Regions from separate parts of the Homo sapiens genome. Here region 2 is linked to region 1. The links are chromatin loops, found by intact Hi-C in ENCODE. Cell type or tissue: PC-9. All regions are shown on one strand. Each heading gives the region's core, and the rest is flanking DNA. Links, peaks and the distances in the headings are about the cores only.

The links. A loop is a pair of places that touch in the nucleus more often than their neighbours do. Peaks named below come from ENCODE experiments on the same cell type or tissue, not always from the same donor. Only the 100,000 strongest peaks of a DNase experiment are listed, where the experiment ranks them.
Region 2: it touches region 1 in a loop (6-fold over the local background); 2 of 110 quality-filtered maps call a loop at or near these places.

Annotation. Positions count from the first base shown.
Region 1 is chr9:3,738,210-3,743,591 of GRCh38, forward strand. No RefSeq gene overlaps it. Among named protein-coding and RNA genes, the nearest start is that of RFX3-DT, 73 kb to the left of the region's middle. In PC-9, for the core only: no CTCF peak of the experiment used is centred there; a DNase peak (open chromatin) is centred at 2,702; H3K4me3 peaks cover 433 bases; H3K27ac peaks cover 2,326 bases.
Region 2 is chr9:3,824,690-3,830,071 of GRCh38, forward strand. GLIS3 (GLIS family zinc finger 3) reads right to left here. Exons shown (of 11, transcript NM_001042413.2): 10 at 4,621-4,803; 11 at 1-3,719. The coding sequence ends at 3,583. Among named protein-coding and RNA genes, the nearest start is that of GLIS3-AS1, 71 kb to the right of the region's middle. In PC-9, for the core only: no CTCF peak of the experiment used is centred there; DNase peaks (open chromatin) are centred at 2,682 and 4,052; H3K27ac peaks cover 1,177 bases.

The DNA of each region.
Region 1 (5,382 bases), core at 135-5,134:
TTATAATATCCATTATTTATTAGGGTTTTTTTGCCAAGAATGAGTTAAGTGCTGATTATTTAATTTAATGACATTGAAATGAGAATATAATATGATTTAATAATAGGACATTCTTTGTTTCTTTTTGTCTTTGGCTACGTGATCATGGGGAGGATATTTGAAAATGTGCATCACTTTTACTAAGAGCTTCTCTTAGGCCTTTGGTATCCACATCATTCTCTTAAATACCTGATCCTAGCATCAAAATTCCAGATGTTTCACTTCAAAATTTTCACTGGTCTACTTCTGCCAGACCCTCATTTGTCAGGGACATTCAGTGTGATATGATTAATTTTCTGATAGCACTTTAATTAACTTCATGAAATCTTGTACCATGTGCAAGATTTGCAACCTCAATTTGCAATCAAGTTCACTACCAGATATTTACACTTTACTATCTAGTAGAGACTCATCTAGAAATATTATGACAGATGTATAGAAATAGCTACTACTTTTTAAGAGGGAAGGATGTTTGAATGGGTACTAATAAGTGGGCAATTCATTAGTAAATATTTTTGCATTAGGAAGACGCTTGTTTCCATATAAAACCTTTTAAGTACAGGATTTTAGATAACAAAGTTTCAGATAATGAGGACTTTCTAATTTATTCATTTTTACCCTATATGTTATATTTCAGTTAGGAAGTTAGAAAAATAAATAAAAATGGGATATGTGTACCGAGCACCTACCCTATATCAGGTGCTATGTTAGAAGCATTTCGCATGCTATTTCTTTTAATCCCCCCATCAGGTCTATAGAATAAGGTCTTAGTTTTCATTTATAAACAGAAAACCTGGACGATCCAAGTAATTTACAAGTAAAGTCAGCATTGTAGAGCTCTCATTTAAGTCCAAGACTGACTCCAACTCCTGTGTTCTTTACTCTAGAAATATGTTATGTTTCAAGGTTTTGATCAATGTGTGTATACAGAGTGTCATCATTAATGGAAAGGAAAGGCAGGATAGAATGCTTCTTCCCAGTTAGCTTAACATAAATCAGGCTTGAAACTTCCGGGAAGGCAGAAGGCTTTTACATCTTTATGTGTTTCTCAGCACCTAGGCATATAAATTAGGATGCTTTCAGCTGCAAGTAATTGAAACTCAACTCAATTGACTTGTGGGCCAGTGATTATCAAAGTATGAACCCTGGACCAGCAACATCAGCATCACCTGAGACCCTGTTAGAAATGCAAATTCTCCACTTCTACCCTGGATCTACTGAATCAGAAACTCTGGTGGTGTAGCCCAGTGATCTGTGGTTTAACAGCCCTCCAGGTGATTCTGATGAATGCTAAACTTTGAAAACCAGTGTTTCAGACAATAAGGAAATTCACTAATTCACTTTCTCACTAAGCAGGAAGTACAAAGGGTATTTCTGGGTACAGCAGGATCAGGGCCAAGTTCTGTTCCCCATATCTCTCTTACTTCTGTTCTTCTCCACACGTTCACTTTTCCTTGGACTGACTCTGCTTGTAGTCCCACACCCAGAAGCAGAAAATGAGCCATCTCTTTATCTTTTTCAAAGATTGGAGATACCTTTCCCAGAAATCCTCCCAACAGCCTTGCCCTCATGTTTCAAAGGCCAGAATCCTGTTACCTGACCAGGTCTTCAGCCAGTTACTGGCAAGTTAGATAAGACTGATGTGATTAGCTGACACCAGTCGAGACCTACCCTCTGCCATATGGCGATACCCAGGAGGAAGCACACCTGAATAAAAACAGTATTCTTGTTGGAAGAAGAAAGCAGAGAAAGGAGGTGGTATTGGGGTATAGGTATTGCAAAGGCTACTAGCAGTGCCAGCTGTAAACATGAACATGGCGGATCCATGCTGCAGCAAATTCTTTGACCCACAAGGACTTCAACTTGAAGTCTGTAAATTTGTTTCGATAATCTTATCATTCTCACTTGTTAGCCTTTTAAAATTTCAGGTCAAAGGCAGCCTAAAGATCACCACATTTTAAAGTTTTGGCGATTATTGTCTGACATTTAAAGCCAGCTAGACATAATAATATATTAAACAGTTTTTAGTAGCATCATTTAGAAGATCTGTTTCATCTATTTTAGTGAAACGTTCTATCTTTTCATACCAGAGCTCTAAGATAATTATAATTAAAAGGACACAAAACTATGACTAAAAATATGTATTTTCCTTTTACGGTCTTTGTGCTTCTTCAAATGACAGGTGCTTCTTAAGAAAGGAAATTCTATTCATTGCTATCTTTGCTATCTTTTCTCTAGCAAAAAAATAAACTTTAATGACTTTTTAAAAGAGAAAATCTGAAATGATGAACAGATTGCTTTGATCACTGCTTTGCTGAACAACTCAGACAGTTGTCTGGAGACAGGTAGGAATACAGCAAATATTTAATTTTTGCTTGATTCACACATGAAGGTATTAGGAAGATTAGTAATTACCAAATCCTCTACTAGTCAGACATAGATGCCACATAACTCCGCAATTGTTTAGCTGTAATATGAACTGATCTCGGCAGAGGTAGTAAACCGTAGTTCATAGCCATAACTGCTTGAAAAATATTCATGCAGCCTGCATTTCATTGTTGTTCTGTATCACAGGACTCCTCAGCCTTCCCACTTCTTGAGTCTTTCAATTACGTGCTTGCCTCATTTATATTGTACATCTGATCAAATACCAAAGAATGTGGATTAGTCACATTCCTACATAAATTTAAACATTATGTAACAAGTGTCCCAGCAGTTTGAGAATGAACTTGAACGTGGCAATCGGGAAGTGCCCTAGGCTGGAATATAGACACTCTCTCTGGCTTCCAACCCTATCTCTGCCACCCATCTGCCCAATAATTTGGGGTAATTCACTTTACATGTCTAGGCCTTAGATTTCGGTGTCCAAAATTAGGAGATTGGTATTTGTCTCTAAATTCCCTGCCAAATCTACTGTCCTGATCACAGAAAGATCAGAGGAGAGGCGGCTCAGCATAGTGTGAAAAATCCTTAGATTCACATCTCAGGTCAGCTAATTATTAACTGTGTGACCTTGGGCAAATTATTTAAAATATCTGAGACTGTTTTCTCATGGGTAGAATAGAGATAATATCAACCTCCCTCTCAGGTTGTTATGAGACTTGGAGAAAAATATACTGGAAGTAGCTAGCATTGTTAATGTTAGCGTTGTTACTACAATAATTTAAATGGAGAGGAAGAACTCCACCTTATTTTTTTTTCCATACTCTTCACTACTAAAGTTTCTGGGACAAGGGGAAGGAAAAAAAGTGGTAAAAGGTTGTGTCAATATCTCATGTCTCCACTTTTCTGTCACCCGTTTATTCATTGACTCCCTTACTGCCAAGATGACAGTTGACGACAGACATTTTTCTACTCTGCACAAACTTAACGTGCTTCAGAATCCTCTGCAGGGCTTCTTAAAACACAGATTGCTGGTCCCCAGTCCCGGAGCTTCTGCTGCAGTAGGTCTGAGAGCCTGGATCTCCTACATACCTACGGGAGCTGCCGCTGGTGGTCTGAGGACCACATTAGGTTGATGAGTAGAATTTCTTTGAGAAGTTTATAAAAGAATACAAGTTTCTAGACCTACTCTTGGAGGTTATGATTCAGTAAGGCTGGCTGGCTCCTAGGAATCTCTATTTTTAAAGCTCCCCAGGTGATCCTCACGTTTAGCAGGTTTGGGAACAGCGACTCTATTTCTAATTCCAGTGGTGAATGTGTTCCCAAAACCTCCTGGTGGTTTTGTTGATGCAGCAATTTCCTCTTGTAATTCTTAATCCTTCTGGGTCTCTCCTTCAATTCCATTTTCAAATACCATCATTCAGAGTCACCTCAACTTTTCTTTCTTTCTAGATTAATGTGATTTCTTCCTGTTTTTGATCCCTGCTATTAGCAGAAGCTGGAAGTCCTAATGCCTTATAATACTGTGTTTCTGCCTCTCAAGACATTTATCTTTCTATATCTTTTATTTGTGTTGTTCATTCCCCCTCACCTCAGCTCTTCTCCCCAACACCACTAATAAGGTCCTTCAGGGCAAAGACTGGATTCTATTCAAAGAATGCCCTAGTACAGAGACTTGTAAATAGTAGGTGATCAAAACAAAGATGTTGAAACTAAATTTGATCACACAAGAAAGCCAGTTATCACCATCTCCACCATCACTGTCATAGACCTATGTCTTTTCTCAAATGTTTTGGTAGTAATAGCTAACACTTATTAAGCTAACTTTATGGACTTTCTGCATGCGAGGCACTATTCCAAGCACTTAACCTATATCAACTGGTGTAATTCATGTAATTAGCTCAAGGCATCTTGCAATCAAGTCATTTTTCCCCCTTAAACAACTGCTGTAAGCTCAGAGCAGCCCCAACCATTTCCAGCAGGTAGGCAAAAATGAAGAGACCAGATGAGGAAAAGACAGAAGTCATAGCCGGACAGAGAACTACATCCCTGCTCTGTGAGTCAGAAAACCCTAACCTCTGCAGTGCTGGCTCTGCAGCCCTTAATATAGTCCCTCAACACCGTTTGAAATGATCATGCTGTTCTTGTGATGGTGAATACATCTCATGAGAGCCAATGATTTTATAAAGGGGAGTTCCCCTGTACATTCCCTGTCTTGCCTGCTGCCATGTAAGATTTGCTGTTGCTTCTTTGCCTTCCACCACGATTTTGAGGCCTCCCCAGCCATGTGGAATTGTAAGTCCATAAAACCTCTTTCCTTTGTAAATTACCCAGTCTTAGGTATGTCCTTATTAGCATAGTGAGAACAGACTAATACAAATGCTTTTGGACACCCATGGTTTAGGGAGCATTCCGTTGGTGGGGATCAGAGGTGCTATATACCTTGCAATGGGCAGACAATCCTGTATGATGAAGAATTGTCCTGCCTCAAGTGAATTTTCTAAAGTCAAGACTATTTCAATTTGAGAAGCTAGGCATTCTGGTAAGTGAAGAACTTGTTTTTGATAATCCAAGCGTAGATCCTTACTTGGTTTAACATATAAACAGCAAGTCGTTTTGCATGATTGTAACATGCACTGAATTTTCCAGATGAAAATTCCCACGTAAATTGAAAGAATACAGAATTTAGTTTTGTTCAGAACTTTTCCAAAGATTATTTGTCATTTTGTAATTTACATCATTGATGCTTCTTGTGGTATCTGAGTCACAAATGTAACACATCTGTTTCAATTTTTGTTTGTAACTAGTATTCACAGTGATTTATGAACTTGTTTATATATAAACACAAATATTCATATCTACACATATCTATGCATCTACATACATGCATAAATACACACATATATGTATATTACCCTTATTTTAAGCATGTAAAAAATTTAGAGTGATACTAGTTGAATA
Region 2 (5,382 bases), core at 197-5,196, 87 kb after region 1:
ATCGGCCCCATATCCAGTATGATATATGCAGTTCATTTCTCTACGTGAGTGTATATAACTATGTACAAGAGTCTGTGTGATTTATGGAAAACAGATTTCCACTTTTTTCCCCCAAAGTGCTTTATGTCAGCAACATTACACAGGATACTTTGCTGTCTGTACAAAATAAATCTCTTTTTACACTCACTATTTCTCCAATGAGTGCTTTTTTTTTTTTGCTTCATCTGTTGCAAAAAAAAAAAAAAATAATAACCGCAGAAATTCCACACCACTAACAAAAAGTGCTATTTAAAAATGCTTCCATAAAATGACATGGCCAAGACAGTCAAATAAAATACCAAATAATTAAATTGAAAATGTACAGTTACTATTCCCAATACTTCAAGGCAACTGGAAAGTCAAGGTTCTCAGATGAGGGAGTTGAATTTATCCTTGCTCAAAATTGGTTTTAGGGGCTACTGTGCTTGACGGCTGGTAATTTAGAAACAACTGAACAAAGCCAACACTCTTATCAGTGGTAACTCTGCTGTGATCTACTAAAGACCTTTTTTTTTCTTCTTATTTTATGATCGCTTATGTAATTTGAGGGCGACATGGGTAATGGGAGATACCCCACAGGACCTGTAAATATTTAAATAATATTTAACAGCTGATCAGAGGCTAAATTACAACTGACATTTTGATGCAGTTTCGTTAGGGAATTAAGACAATGCAGCCAATGAAATGTCTCTAGGCAGACTGATTTTTTTTTTAATGCAATAGGATAATTGTCTTTGCGCTGTGTGTTTTCACAAGCACTAGTTTTGTGTTTTGTTTCTGTTTTTAAGGGGAATGACAATCTCTGTTTGGACATTTATGAAAATGGTTACATATCAAGACTTAAAAAGACCAGGACATGAAAGGGAATGATTTTTTTGAAGTTTCCACTTGTACTGCTGCAAAAATAATGATGAATATATATATAAATCTTCTGCAGTGTGAAAGTAAGCAAGGGACAAATTTTAAGGTCAGGAAAGACTCTCGAATCTAAGCATAGTGTGTGTAGTCTGGAAGGCATCTGAACGTGTCCTATCCTGAGGCTGCAATCTCAAGCCTGCAGCTATCAGGAAAGACCCACGGTGCGGGAAGCAGGGCTGCACTGGGTCCTGTGGCCAGCATGCTCTCTCTGAGATAAAATGTCCCTCTGGGGCTCCACATTGATTTCCTGCTGAGGAAGGAGGGCTGCAGGTGCCTCTATTGCTTACGCCCTCTTTAGAGTCCCTCTTGCCCCTGTGAGGTAAGAAAGGGGCAGGGTTACTGTGAGAGGCCACAGGAAGACTGGAGCCTGGTTCACAAGCAGCTCCTCTCAAAGAGGGAGGTGATGTCCATGGTTTCTAAAGTTGAGCTTCTGTCTTGTCCTCCTTCCCCCTTTCTATTTTAAATTACATAAAGCCAAAAGGCAGGGCTGACAATGTCAACTGCAATAACAACCTTGCCTTTTCATCTTTTTTCTCATTGTACAAATGAAATGAAATGTATTTTGAGTTCCTTGTAAAGGCTTCCATATTTAAGTATGAATAGATGGTTTCTCTGAAGATAGCAGAGTTTTTTTCTTTCCAGAGTATGACAAAGGACGCATGAGGGATGCTACTAGCTGTGAGCATGCATATGTTAGGCCACTTGTTTAGGCCAAGTGACACGACCCACAAAGTCTGCAGGAAGGGTGGTACTTTACAAGCAGCCTTGGAGTTCACTTGTAAAGGAAGCCTGGTGTGCATCTTTTGTAAAGCAGAGCAGGTTTTTTAAAGTGGCTAACTCATCTCTTTTGCAGACTTTGACGTCTACGTGAAAGCTTTTCTTAGAATACAGCCCACTACTCAGAGAAACTAGATTGACCAAGTGCACTGTGAAAACAAAACCCACACTTGGTTCTTCATTCACCTCATTCTACTGCATGTTGGAATGAACTCTGGAATCAGGTAGAATACTTCCGCTTGTGGGACTGTGGAGGGAGACTGGAAGGACCTGTCAGTATACAAACTGTCACAGAATCCCATCTAACATCAAGCTGTTTTAGTTGTCTTGTTGAAGATTGTAATGATCTCAGTTTGATAAATGGCATTGTTTCACTTTTGTTCAGAAAAACATTTTTAAAAAGTGAGAAAAAATACTTGAAATATGATAGTACCAGAATGTTAGAACTTACTGTGTCTTTGGGACTGGCCAATTTTTATAGCTGATGCCCTAGGACTTAGGATCTGTAATAGCTATGTAGAGGTGTCACAGAAAATGACTTCCTATTTAGGCTTGATATTTTCGACCAAGTGCTATGTGAAAATTCCAGGCCTTCAAACTGGAACTCAGAAAAAGAATTGCCTCTTTCTGTAGACTTTTCGAGAACTGTCACCTCTACCTTCCCAAGATGATCAGACAATGGCGGCTGGTGGGGATATATGAACCACAGTCAGGAAGAGGGTAAGAGGGATGCAAAAAGAGGGTGGAGAGAAGTGTAGGGAAGAGACAGACAGATGAGTGGATATCCTGAAAAACGTTAGTAAAATCTGAGCACTGGAAGTCAAGTATCACTAGGTTTGGTTTTCCAAGGGAAGCTGGCACATGACTCAGTCTGTCCCAGTTCTCACATCTGGCACTTCTCTGGGTGCAGCACCAGAGTGGAGGCAATGGGTAAACCAGTCAAACAACATTTTTCTTTGAACACAGTCTTTGAGGTGGAGTTACTAAACAGTCAACTCAGGAAGGTTCCAGCTACAGGACTGTTGGTGCGGGAGGTGCCCACTCCATTTCCCTCAGGTAACCTTTGCTAACTGCAAAACTAACATGCTAGAGGTGGGGCCAGGCAGAACCACAGCTGTGCAAAATGTCTATAGCTGGGGTGATTACAATAATAATGATTTCCATCCAAAGCACAGACCTTTACATTTTTTTTTCATTTTAAAATACGTATAAATAACTAAGTCTTTAAAATGCAAAAACAAGGATAGGCTGCTGGCATATAAAACCTTATTTTTCTATTGAAGAGAAACACTGAGAAGCAACTGGTTAGCATGTGGCTAAGAGAAAAGGGAAACCCAGGGAGTTTCTAAGAGTTGAGACCACACTATGCTTTGGACATGGATTTCCCTTGTTGTGCCTGGCTTTGCATCAGGAGCAGCAAGGGTGAGGATTAGGTGAGGCAGGTCACTATGCCTCTCGTAATTGAGGTCTTTTTCCCTGTTTGGAGTTTTCAGGTAGAGTCATCCCCAAACTACATTTTCATATGCACATCATTTCACTGGGGTCCTTTAAGGGTTGACAGCCAGGAAGTAACAGGTATCCAGGAGAGTGAGGCTCTAAATTCCCTTTGAAAAGACAGTCCTCCTGGTCACATAGTCCAGGAAAACCAGAGAGAAAAAGGAGCAACTGTAATGATTCCTGCAAAGCTAGCTCTGCCATTCAGTCCTGCCTTCTGAAAGAACATCAGTAACTCTGCAGGGCCCGCTGATTGGGCTGACATCCTTCCTCAAGCAGTCTGTGAGAGTACGAAAACAAAAGGTGGCAAGCAACATCAAGGTCCTGGGTGTGCAGGAGTGGCCAAGAGAGCTTTTAGCCTTCGGTGTAGACAGAGGAGAGCTGGCTAGGACAGCGGTCCACGGTGCTGATCTGCAAGAAGGTAGCATCTTCAGCCCCGCTGCGGAGAGACTCCCCAAAGAGGCTCGAGGAACTTGAAGGTAAATCATACACTGGAAGAGAAAGAACGCAGTTAAGTCAGTAACTCCTGCCCCATGCCACGCCCACTGGAAATGCACTACAGTAATGCAGCTCACCAAGTGAGGACTGGGGGCTAAGGAGGCAACCATGCCAGCCTGGGCCCTATAGTGAGTCTCTGTTTCCAGCGACCTTAGTGAGGGAAGAGGCTGACTTGCAGGCAGCTGGCTAAAATATGACCACACAAAAGACAGGCTGAGAAGAAGTAAAAGAAAAGTGTTCTAGGGAAGGCTGGGGGTGGCCTCAAAAAGGAGCTGGTGTTAAGGTTGAGTCATGAAAGAGAATGGAATTCTCACAGATGAAGAAATAGGGAAAGAACATTCCAGAAGGAGGAAACAAAGAGCAAAGACAGAGAGGGAGAGGCATGTGGGGTCAAGGGTGCTGGCAAAGCTCAGGTGAAGAGCATGTAGGGAAAAATATGTGTGGGCAGGTGTGCAGAGCTGGATCAGGCCTAACTTATGGGGGCTTTGAATGCCATGCTGGAGAGTCGAATTTATTCTCTAGGCAATTGGAAACTATTTAATATATTTGAGCAGAAAAGAGGCATATTTTATCCTTCATTTTGGGGAGGCAATGTTCATGGTAGTATGGAGGGCAGAATGGTAAAGATGAGGAATCAGGTCAGGGAGACTTACTGGAAGGTTATGGCCATAGTCTGGGAGAGACATGATGGCTCCTGCACCAGGGTGGTGGAAGAAGAGGGGCTGAAGGAGGGCTGGAGGGGAAGGTGGAGATGAGAGCCATTTCAGGGGTCGTTCAACAGGATTTGATGCGGTCATGTGCTTGGTCACGTCCAGCCCAGGTCGGTCACGGGCAGCCCACCTGGTCTCTCCTGTCAGTTGACAGGATTTTCTAAGTCACAGACAACCAACACACCTGTAATGCCCGAGTGAGTCGAGAAGGCTCTGTGGAAAACATCAAAACTGGCCTGGCCCATGGATGTAGGGACTAGGCAGTCCTCAAACGAAGGCACCACACTGCAGGAGCTGACAGGCGGCACAATTCTCTGGGAATCGGGGTAGTGTGGGGGACAGAACTTCTGCAGCTGCCCATAAAATCCTGAAACGCAAGCATGGCATTGAGCACAAGTTCCTTTGGGCACAAGTTCCACAGATCATTCCAACCCAGCTAGAACCTCACTCAGCCTGGCTTCCTAAGACAAATGCCTTTAACTCTTAAGGCCACCTGTAGAATCTTCCAAGCAAACATTTGGAATGCACTGTTGGGCTGAAGCTCTTCTACCTTAGAGGAATTTCCAAGCTTGTTAGTGTGTAATGTTTTTATTATGTGCTTTAGTATCTGAAGTGGGAAGGCTTCTTACCTTCCCTAGACTCTCTGAAGAGTCCTGGACATTCAAGGCCTGACCTTCAGGGGAGGTTCCTACCCTAGACTCTCCCGTCGGCATTTAAATGCATCTTCTTTAACTTCCTTTATCCTATATTTTCTTCTGTTTTCACACTGGTTAAAATCTTGCAGAATGCTCTTAAAAAGGCCCGCTTAAAAATGCATCCATCTATCTGTCTTTCCAATAGAGAAATACATGCACATTTAGATCTTATTATCCTGGCTAGGTAGACAGTGTTCCATAGTTGGATATACTTAACTATTTCTATTGTTGATCTTTGCAGTAAATGGAAA